Linked DNA regions of Homo sapiens: region 1 is linked to region 2. A link is a contact called in ENCODE Hi-C or POLR2A ChIA-PET data. All regions are on one chromosome and are shown on one strand. The core of a region is the stretch at or near the end of the contact, and the rest is flanking DNA. Distances in the headings are between cores, read along the strand shown.

What was found. Hi-C counts contacts between places; a loop is a spot of excess contacts on that map. ChIA-PET counts read pairs that join two places held with the same protein, here RNA polymerase II (POLR2A). Pooled maps may share reads with other maps.
Region 1: a loop to region 2 is called in a pooled map, with 2.6 times the contacts of the local background. The contact joins the promoter of KCTD20 here to the enhancer-like site in region 2. A Hi-C loop is called at or near these places in 2 of 50 pooled maps. POLR2A ChIA-PET finds 5 or more read pairs at or near these places in 2 of 52 experiments (AG04450 and activated CD8-positive, alpha-beta T cell).

The regions. Positions count from the first base shown.
Region 1 is chr6:36,441,006-36,446,363 of GRCh38, reverse strand. KCTD20 (potassium channel tetramerization domain containing 20) reads right to left here and starts at 3,364. Exons shown (of 8, transcript NM_173562.5): 1 at 3,253-3,364. It overlaps PXT1 (peroxisomal testis enriched protein 1), which reads left to right and starts at 3,510. Exons shown (of 5, transcript NM_152990.4): 1 at 3,510-3,829. RefSeq lists enhancers at 2,247-2,306, 2,912-3,011, 4,496-5,043 and silencers at 3,172-3,461, 4,620-4,689.
Region 2 is chr6:36,093,756-36,098,483 of GRCh38, reverse strand. It overlaps MAPK14 (mitogen-activated protein kinase 14), which reads right to left. Exons shown (of 12, transcript NM_139012.3): 9 at 2,418-2,497. Among named protein-coding and RNA genes, the nearest start is that of MAPK13, 34 kb to the left of the region's middle. Within about 2 kb of position 3,108, at least 10 of the 41 ENCODE cell types and tissues checked have a DNase peak (open chromatin) inside an H3K27ac peak, as active enhancers do.

The DNA.
Region 1 (5,358 bases), core at 2,115-4,614, 350 kb before region 2:
CCTTTATTTAATATTTTTTTAAAAATACTGAGTTCAGGCCTGGCATGGTGGCTCAAACCTGTAATCCCAGCACTTTGGGAGTCCCAGGTGGGCGGATCACCTGAGGTCAGGAGTTCGAGACCAGCCTGACCAACATGGTGAAATCCCGTCCCAACTAAAAATACAAAAAATTAGCCGGGCATGGTAGCGGGCGCCTGTAATCCCAGCTACTCGGGAGGCTGAGGCAGGAGAATCGCTTGAACCCAGGAGGCAGAGGTTGCAGTGAGCCGAGATCACGCCATTGCACTCCAGCCTGGGCAACAAGAGCGAAACTCTGTCTCAAAAGAAAAAAAAAAAAAACTGAGTTCATAACATTTCTGGGGCTTTACAAGATAGCTATCTCTTGCTCTTATTTGTCCTTTCACTACTTATTTCAAGCTTCAAAGAGTTCCTTATTATTAGTACTCCCACTTTTTATGATTTATATGGTTACATCATATCCTCCTTCAATCTCCATTTTTCCAGATAAGATAATATTGCTTTTGTAGTCATATGAAAGTCTCTCCATTTTTCTCCATCTACTTATAATTTCTCTGGACCTTTTCTACTTTTGAAGCATTTAATTTGGTGGGAAGAACACTGGGCTAGGAGCCAGAAGTCCTCACTCTGCAATCTCATCTCTCAGATTCTTTATCTGAGAGGATTGCATTTGATAAATTTGTAATAAGCTCCTTTATATCTCTAAGCCTCATATATCTAAGACTCTGGATCTTCCAACTAAAAATCATGTGGTATTCTAACAATTCCCCTCAATATTTCACTCCACTTAGCCAAAGAGGGGCAGGAAGATCAGATTGAAGGCCAGAGGAAGACACAACAATCAGGAAGCTCAGGGCTACAGAAGGAAAGACATGACATTTTATGAATCAACAGAAAAAGATTCAATAAGATAAATCAGACACCAAAGAGAGGAAAAAAGTCACAGAAACACATGGCCTAATTCTAACCTCATCTCTACACATCTATTTGAAGGGGGAATAATAAATATAAAAATGCGTGTATTATTGTCCTTACCAAAGTTACTAGATGTCTCTGTTACAGATTTTTTTTTTTTTTTTTTTTTGAGACGGAGTCTCACTCTGTTGCCCAGGCTGGAGTACAATGGCGCGATCTCGGCTCACTGCAACCTCTGCCTCCCGGATTCAAGTGATTCTCCGGCCTCAGCCTCCCGTGTAGCTGGGATTACAGGTGCCCACCACCATGCCTGGCTTATTTTTGTATTTTTAGTAGAGACAGGGTTTCACCAGGTTGGCCAGGCTGGTCTGAAACTCCTGACCTCAGGTGATCCATCTGCCTCGGCTTCCCAAATTGCTGGGATTACAGGCATGAGCCACCACGCCCGGCTTCTGTTACAGAATTTAAGACTGACCTAACTACTACAGTTAGGCCTAATACAATGTATTTCTTAACTTCTTAAGGAAAACGAGATTATTGGAATAGTACGTGTATTTCTGGCATAACAGGAAGGAACAAATTGTGGATGAATAAAGAGAACCTTTTGGCAGCAGTGGAGTTTATCCAGCCCTCATTTCTGCCTCAAAGGAGGAATGCAACTCTGTGCCAGAAATATGTGTCTATATTGCAATGCTGTTGATAAAACAGCCTACTACAGTGCTTTGAGGAAAATAGGCATTACGCAGGTATTTGATGACTAAATTAACGTCCAGCTGAACTGAAAGCCCTCATAATGCTACTAGTACTGCTACATACCAGATAATATGACAGTCAAGGCCATGGGAATTATATGGCATTGGCTGCCCTGGTTCCATGGGGAGACTTGAGTGAGCTGGGCGGAGGAGATTTGGCCTAATGGCATTAAGCTCTGATGATACTAGAAGCAGCCCTCAGAAGGAAAAGATTAATGGGCTATCTCTAAACCATCAGAGCAATATCGGAATATGCATGAAAATCATTTCCTACCCCGTGTCAGGGTCAAAAAAAGCACTATCTTTTCTCATATTGGCTTCTGGAGAGTCAGGGCTTCTTGTCCTACGACTGGTTTAGGGCAGGGGAGGAAAACATCGACAAAGGGTTAAGGCTGTTGGGCAGTTTTTAAAATTCCCAGCCCAGCCTAAAGGTGGTGTCTGTCAACGTGTGGTCGGTCCCTGGATCATCAGTAACAGACCAAGAGTGCAGGTGCTTGCTTAAATCCCAGACTCAGGGACCCATCACAAATCTCTAGAATCAAATTTATGGAAGAGGTGCTAGGGTACTGCAACCTTATTACTAAGGAACAATCTTCTGTTTCAGAACTATGGCCTAGGAATTGGGGTTTCAGGTGGGGGCCTTGAGCGGAAGTCCTCTGACTCTGGATTCATCACATCCGACAGACACTACTACAACACTTTGTTTTGAAGACCATTAAAAAACTACCTCAACTTCTCGCACAGCGAACAGGAACAAAACTAAGGACTCTGGGACATATTTTCATAAGCTGGTTAAACAGTTCCTTCACAGCCTTGTTTATCATGTTAGTTTGTTCACTAGATTCTTATTTAAAAATAAATCTCTTCAACTGAGGAATTTTCAGAAAGAATCACAAACTCCAAAATAGAAGAGTTTTCTCATAGTGCAGAACTGGGCTTCTAAACCTGAAGACACTGCTATAAAAAGCAAAGTTTTATTTAAAAGAAAATTGCTGGTTAAGGCTTTCCCCAGCTCTTTTGCACTCAGAGCCACGGATGAAAGCTGGCAATTTGCGGGTGGCAGGGAAGGAAGACGCGGAAACAGGGCTGAAAAGACCGAGCAAAATGCGCTCGGCTCCAGAGTTCAGGAGGAAGTCCCCACCAACTACCTAATTTTTAATGGAGCCAATTAATTGCCAGAAAAACCGCGTCTGCAAATGTTTTGCCAGTCAACACTCCAGGTTCTCGCCATTCCTCTCCGGCGGGATGAACCACCCGAGGCCTGCAAAAAGCAGTCAAGCAGTCAAGTTACACTTCAGCTGTGCCCACCACCTGGGCGCAGCGTCGCCTCCCTCCCCAGGATCACCAGACTCTGCCCTCCGCGCGGAAACAGGAGCCCATCAAGCCGCTGCCCACAGGTTCCTCGCGCCCAGCTCAGCCCCGCGGCCTTTCGACTCGGGGGTCCGAACCGCCGCCGCGTCCGGAGGAGACGCCCCCTCGGCCACAAAGGGAAGACTCGGGCCACGCCCGCCGCCACACTCTCCCTGCCCGGTCTTCGCGCCCGAAACCGTACCGCGCCGCCACTTACTCGTCGCTCCCCGCCGCGCTGTCCCGCTCGGGGCTGGAATCCGCCCGGGAGGCGCGCGCAGGCCGCGCAGCCAGAAGCCGCAGCCGGGACCGGCTGTGCCGCAGCGGCGCGCGCCCCCCGCCCCGGACCGCGCGGCCACGCGGCTGAGTCACCCAGCGCTTCACGTTAAGAGTCCCCTCCGCGCGTGGCACGCCGGGAAGGCCGTGTCTGGGGACCCCGTCCGGGGCCGCACCGTAAATGGGTGTCGCCTTTCCTCCAGTCCACTCTGCACCCAACCTCAGCGGGCGCACTTTTCTGAGTTGCGCATACCCTCTCAATTATTAAAGGTTGCAGACGGAAAAGTTAGTAGTTTTCGGAATTGTAGAATACGCTCGTGCAGCGCCAGGACGGCTAATGCTTACCCGAAAATGTGGAACCCTGATCTCCCCATGCGTGGAGCGAGGTTGGAGGTAGCGTAGTAAGAATACTGGAGTTGCTTAAACGCATTTGCTCGAAAGTCACTACCCTGGATATACATTCTGGCCAAAAGAAAGGGGGAAAAACTCCACATTTTTCTCAAATACTGAGTTTCATGAAGGTACCTGCTATTACAAAGGTGTATTACAAATTTTAAATCAACCGGAAGCAAGTTACTGGGAAAACTGTGTTATGAGTAAAAGATTTCAGCATTCAAAAAACATCTATATATGGTCCATGTCCTATGAACCAAATGCTGGAAAACCCAAAAGGAAGTTCTTATTGTCACGGTTTCTAGTGGCTTTTGTACTTTTAAAAATTACACTAGGCCGGGCTTGGTGGCTCACGCCTGTAATCCTTGCACTTTGGGAGGCCGAGGCGGGCAGATCACCTGAGGTTGGGCATTCCAGACCAGCCTGGCCAACATGATGAAACCCTGTCTCTGCTAAAAATACAAAAATTAGCCGGGCGTGGTGGTGGGCGCCTATAACCCTAGCTGTTTGGGAGGCTGAGGCAGGAGAATCACTTGAACCCAGGAGGCAACTGGGAGGTTGCAGTGAAGTTCCCTCTCAAATATATATATATATGTCTATATATACTAATTAAATATACTGATTATGCAAACTATTTGTAAATTGTTGAAAGCTCTATAAACTAATAATAGCACAAATTTTAAAATTCGAAGTCGATTCTCCTTTTCCTTACAAGAGACTCTCTGAAAACTAATTTGGAATTGGATTAGAATTGGTGTTGAAGTGGAAGGAATGTAAGAAAATAGTTTGACTCAGTAGGTTTCACACGGTTAACGGATACTTGTATAGCAAATTTGTTTTATCAGGGTCAAAAAATTTAATTTTCAAAACTGAAGACATAAATTTTTTCATTATAATTTGGTCTTAGAGGCCTAGAGGGTCATTTTCCATTTCTATTCTCCCTCGTTTATGACTATAAAGTATGCAGGACTGTATTGTGTTTATCTCAACATGGACTAGGCTGTGAGGCTGCACTCGTCATCTGTAAGTCAGTCTCACGTCCCCATGGTGACTCAGCTTCCCTGCTGCTTGCGTCAGTGGCTCTGCCCTCCCAGCACTTCCGGGCTGGCAGAAGAGCTAGATTGGAGAATCCTGTAAGGGCTCTCCTTTGCCTCTGCCAGAAGTGAGTGGCCTTTTCACTTCTGCTGACGTTTCACTGTCCTGAACTAGTCACCAGGCTCAACCTGACTGACTCTAAGAAGGCTGTGAGATATAAATTCCTGTATGCCTGGAGAAAAGGAATATGAAAAAAGATTTAGTAAACACATGGCTATAAACCAATTTGAGTGAGTTATAGGCTCCAAACTTTACAACAGTAGCAGCATAGAGGATTGTTCAAACTAATGCCTTTATTTCCATTTTTATAAAGTACAGTGTTACAGCCTTTGAGTCAAAGAAAAATAAAAAACCTTCTGATATTCCTGCAAAACAGTTCTTGAAACAAATTCTTCCTTTCTGGAAAGATTCCTTCCCGTAGATTTGTATATTGTCTTTCTTTTTTTTTTTTTTTTTCTTTTTGTGGAGAATGGAGTTCTTATTCTGTTGCCCAGGCAGGTCTTGAACTCCTAGGCTCAAGCTATCCTCCTGCTTCTGCCTCCCTAAGTTTGGGGATTACAGG
Region 2 (4,728 bases), core at 1,859-4,358:
TCCCTGCAGCCTCAAACTCCTGGCCTCGAGTGATCCTCCTGCCTCAGCCTCCCAAAGTGCTGTGATGACAAATGTGAGCCACTGTGCCCAGTCTGCTTTTGCTTTCTTAATATGATTTTCTTGTTCTTTCACTGATTATTATAGATACTGGGACATTAACCAAATGAATTCTCTGTCCTTGGCCTCCATCACAACCCATTTATACCTTTTCCTATGGCTCATTCTAATAGGTTCTAAATCCATTACTGCATTCTCTTACTCGGCATTCAATTTCTTCATAATTATTGCCATCACTACTTCACTACTTTTCAGGAGAATGAAAACAGCTGTTGGCTATTTACTGCACTCCTTCACTAATGTCTTTTTTCTTTTTTTAATTTTTAAAATCTCTGAACAATTTTACTCACCTGGCCTTATTTTTCCATTCTGTTCCCATACATCATGCGCTTTTAAGATAAACAGGTACTTGGGCCGTGTCACGAACATCAAATTAATCTTGTCTACCCCTTAGGATGTTTAAACTACTTTTATCCACTCACCCCAATTATGTAGGAAACAAACCAAAAAAAAAAACCTTTCTTATTCTTATACTCAATATAATATTATTTGAGTTAAGTTCTGTATTCTGGTACTCAATTTCAGTAGAGCTGTTGAAATGTATAATGTGCCTCATTTCACAGAGAGACCTCCATTATTAGGCTGTGCACTCATTGTTTCTTTCTTAAAAATAAGTGATGGATTAATGACAGATAAATACTATTGACTATTTTACCTAGACTTTGGTTTGAATTCCTAATCCAATTCCAAATGACTAATAGCACGTATCTATAGGGCAGATGGTTGGGATGGAAGAGAAGACTAAGAAAGGGCTGCTAGGAGACACTCTCAGGAAGGAAATGAATTTGCTTGGTCTCATTAGCACTATTTATTAATTGAGCTCCTCCCTCTGCCCTTAGGTCCTCTTACTGTAAGACAGTGTTTCTAAGCAAAAACATTAAAAAAAAAGTACTGCTCTTTCTAAGCATCATCTGATATCTTTGATTCACTCTAATTCAGCTTCTACATATCATAAAGGAGAAAAAAATACCTCTTTAGGTTGACATTGTGGTAACACTGACAATGACTTTCAAAATAGTGTGTAATCACATGGGATTATAGTTTGGATCATGTTATCAGAACATCTGGGATCTATACTCAGCTCTGCCACGTGATTCAGTGCATGACATGGAAAAGTCACTGCCCTTCTGGGCTTTTGCTTCTTTATCTTAAATAAGTAAATGAAACAAATTCAGAGTGGAGGTTCAGAAATACACTGGGCTTTGGGATCCTTTCAAGAAATGTACCGGATACATACCAGATGACGGTATTCTTTATTTTGTCAGGAAGATGATGAACGGTTCCAACTCACCTGCTTATGCTTGCCTCAAGCTACCCAGCCATCTTCCCAACTAGGCAAAGGGCCCCTTCAGTCATAAATGTTGGGAGGAGAATCCAGGAAGGCATAACTGGAGCTTGGCTCCATAGCTCTTTTTTTCTTTTGTTCAACTGCCTGGCAGCAGATCGAGGGAAAAAGAAAAGCTGGGCTTTCATGGCTTCTCTCATGCCTCTGGCCCAAGAAAATGACCAAGAGCAGGAAATCATAGCAAAAGTAAGCCAGACTCACATTCCCATGGCTTCTGTCTAAGTCCCTGCTTAGAAGCAAGAAAGCACTAGTTCCAAACTCTGTCTCAGGTTATCTAACTTATAATTACAAGGCAATAGGAGGAAAATTTATAACCACATTCCTGTGTATCTGAGGTATCAGGAGTGAAGCTGTTTCTTCTGAGTGGGGTCTAGGGACTGGGTAGAAAGGTCCCTCTGTTGGGAACAAACATTTTACATAGGATATGTGAGTATCTATTCTAAAACAATAAAAAATAACTTCTGGGAAGGGGCAACAGTGTGCAGACAATGTACATTTTATTCTTTTAGTGATTAAGTTAAACTAAATACATGGTGAAGCTCATGCTCTGAGAACAAACACTAGAAACAGTGAAAAGAGCTCTAGAGCATACGTGAAACTTCTGAGAAAGAAGAAAGTCAGGTCTTGAGGACAGAGACACAAAGTTTACATTAATCTCTTGGAATGAATTAGAATCTCAAATCTCATTGCTTTACTGGGATACTATTGTCTAATGGAGGCTCCCGTGATCTTAGTGTGTACCCAGATAGAGAATAAAACACACTTGTGCATGCAAGCAGGCACACATGCGTGCACGCACACACACACTCACACTGTCTTATACCTCACTCATCCGGGAAGTCAGCACACAAAGGGCATGTGTGCTTACAAACACACCCAGGTCAAAGTACAGATTGGTAGAAGGCAAGTGGCAGAGGCTCCCAACAGGGCAGATAATTACAAAGCATCAACTCACAGACTCTGAGGAGATTTTCTTCAAAAGCTCAGCCCCTGGGGTTCCAACGAGTCTTAAAATGAGCTTCAACTGATCAATATCTAATGGTGGACCATAAAGGAAAATGTTGGGACAAAATAAAAATGAAAAACAAACAATGACAAACAAAACAAAAACAAACAAACAGAACACACCGAGAACAAAAATGAAACACCCCAAACCTAGCCAACACGGTGAATCCCTCTAGGTCAAGGCTCCTGCAGGATGATCACTTCACGTAGGGCATGCTCCTCCTGTACAAAGATTCAAAATGCTACCAAACACATATCCACTTTATATTCATTTTATGCATCTGTCAACAGCATGTATCAGTAAAGTGAGGCAACTTTAGCTGGTTCTTAGCTGCCAAAGACAGCAGGTGAAAACACAAGAGCTTCACTCAGTTTACACTGCCCTCTTCATCTGCCATCACAGTGTCAGTAACCAGTTCAGCAAAGTGCACTGATAATTAGAGGGCCACAGATAAGGAAAAAAGCAGCAGAAGACAGGAGCTAGGGATGTACAAGTCTATTTATGAATATTCTCCCAAGCGTGACCTAAAGAGCTTGTGATATGACAGTGGAAGGCCTGTGAGACCCCAAAGCCTGACCACTGGAGCACACCCTCTGGAAAGGGAAGCCTCGCCTCTCACACTGGCTATAGCAGGCACTATGAGGGAGAGTCGCCAGCAGAGGGCGCTCTCCCATCGCATGTTCCTTTAGGAGCGCCATGAGAACGCAAATACAGGCGGTTTCAACCTTATAAAATGCAAATGAACAATGCTTAACAAACTTCACACATCCCAAAGGCTCTAAATAATAGGCCACAATGCCATAACTTTTATCCTGGTAGCTAACACTTCAATGTATACTCAGAATGTATGTGCATGTGTTAACCAGAAGACAAAAATTTGTTTGTTCTCATTGCTTTTAATCTTACCTAAAAAGGAAGTTAAAAAGAGGGGGAAAAATATTATAAAATAGCTTTTAATATTTCCTCTGAAAATGTGAACAGTTTATCCACGTTTATACTGACTGACATTCCAGGGAGGGAGAAGGGGAGGATGACTGTCTTCTGACCCATCAGGTTTTTCACATGACTAAATCCTCTTGGCTTCAGGTCTCAGCTTCAACTTCACCTCCTAAGGGAGGCCTCCCCTCAACACTCTATATACATAACACCCCACCCCCCAATTCTCTCTCAGCACCATGCTTGATAACATCATAGTGCTTATCACAGCCTAGAATTACTTTATTTGCTTACTGTCTGCCCCCTGTACTGGTCTACAGCTCTACGAGGACAGGGGCCACTCTGCCTCTTCACCATTTATCCCCAGCCTAACATCTGGTACATGACAGGTAGTCAAAATATTTGAGGAAAAGGTAGAGCAGGATGAAAGAAATTTTTGCTTATGGTTATACATATAAAGGCAACATAGCAGCACTTAAAAACAACAGTCTCTATAAGCCACAGGTGCCTACGTTATAGGAATAACTTAATGCAGTAATTTGACATCCTGTCTTTTACTTTCTTTCAGACATGAAATCAGCTTAAATGGAAGAAAATTCTAGGCTGGAGTCACCAAACCCCAGGCTCTGCCTGTTTTATATATAAAGTTTTATTAGAACACAGCCATGCCCATTCATTTATGTACAGTCTATAGGTGTTTCCAATTACAACAAGCACAGTTACCATATGGTTCCCAAGCCTAAAATATTAACTACCTGGCCCTTTCAGAAAAGGTGCGCCAAACCCCACCCTAAACCCAAACAACTTGTGTTCTTTAGCAAGCAAAAACAAACTAGAAACAAGTCCACTCACATTATTTCTAAATTAAGAATAACAGGGAATTTTGTCATCTGCAAATGGCAAAAATCATTGTGTTATAAAGGTTAAGATTTTAATACTGGCTTCTCAGTTCAAGATGTTGACAAGTAAAAAATCTTATAGCATATGTTCATGGGACAGAGTAGGAATGGGGGTGGGATGGATACTGTCTTGCTCTAAAATAATCAGATTAATTATATTACAATAGAAATCAGTAAAAAAAATTCTTGCTCATCTAAAATGACTCAATTCAAAAAATTTAGTTTCCTCACATTAACACTCTTCAGGAATATATTTAACTGGGTAGCCACCACAAGATAAAGTAAATCATATATGGGAAAAATCTTGACTACTTCAAATCTCAAACAAGTGGCTTTACAATATATGCATCAAAAGTAATCTCTAAAATGAAGCTTTTGATATTGGTACTCTTGTTTAAGAGACTTCTTTCTGACTACTTAACAAT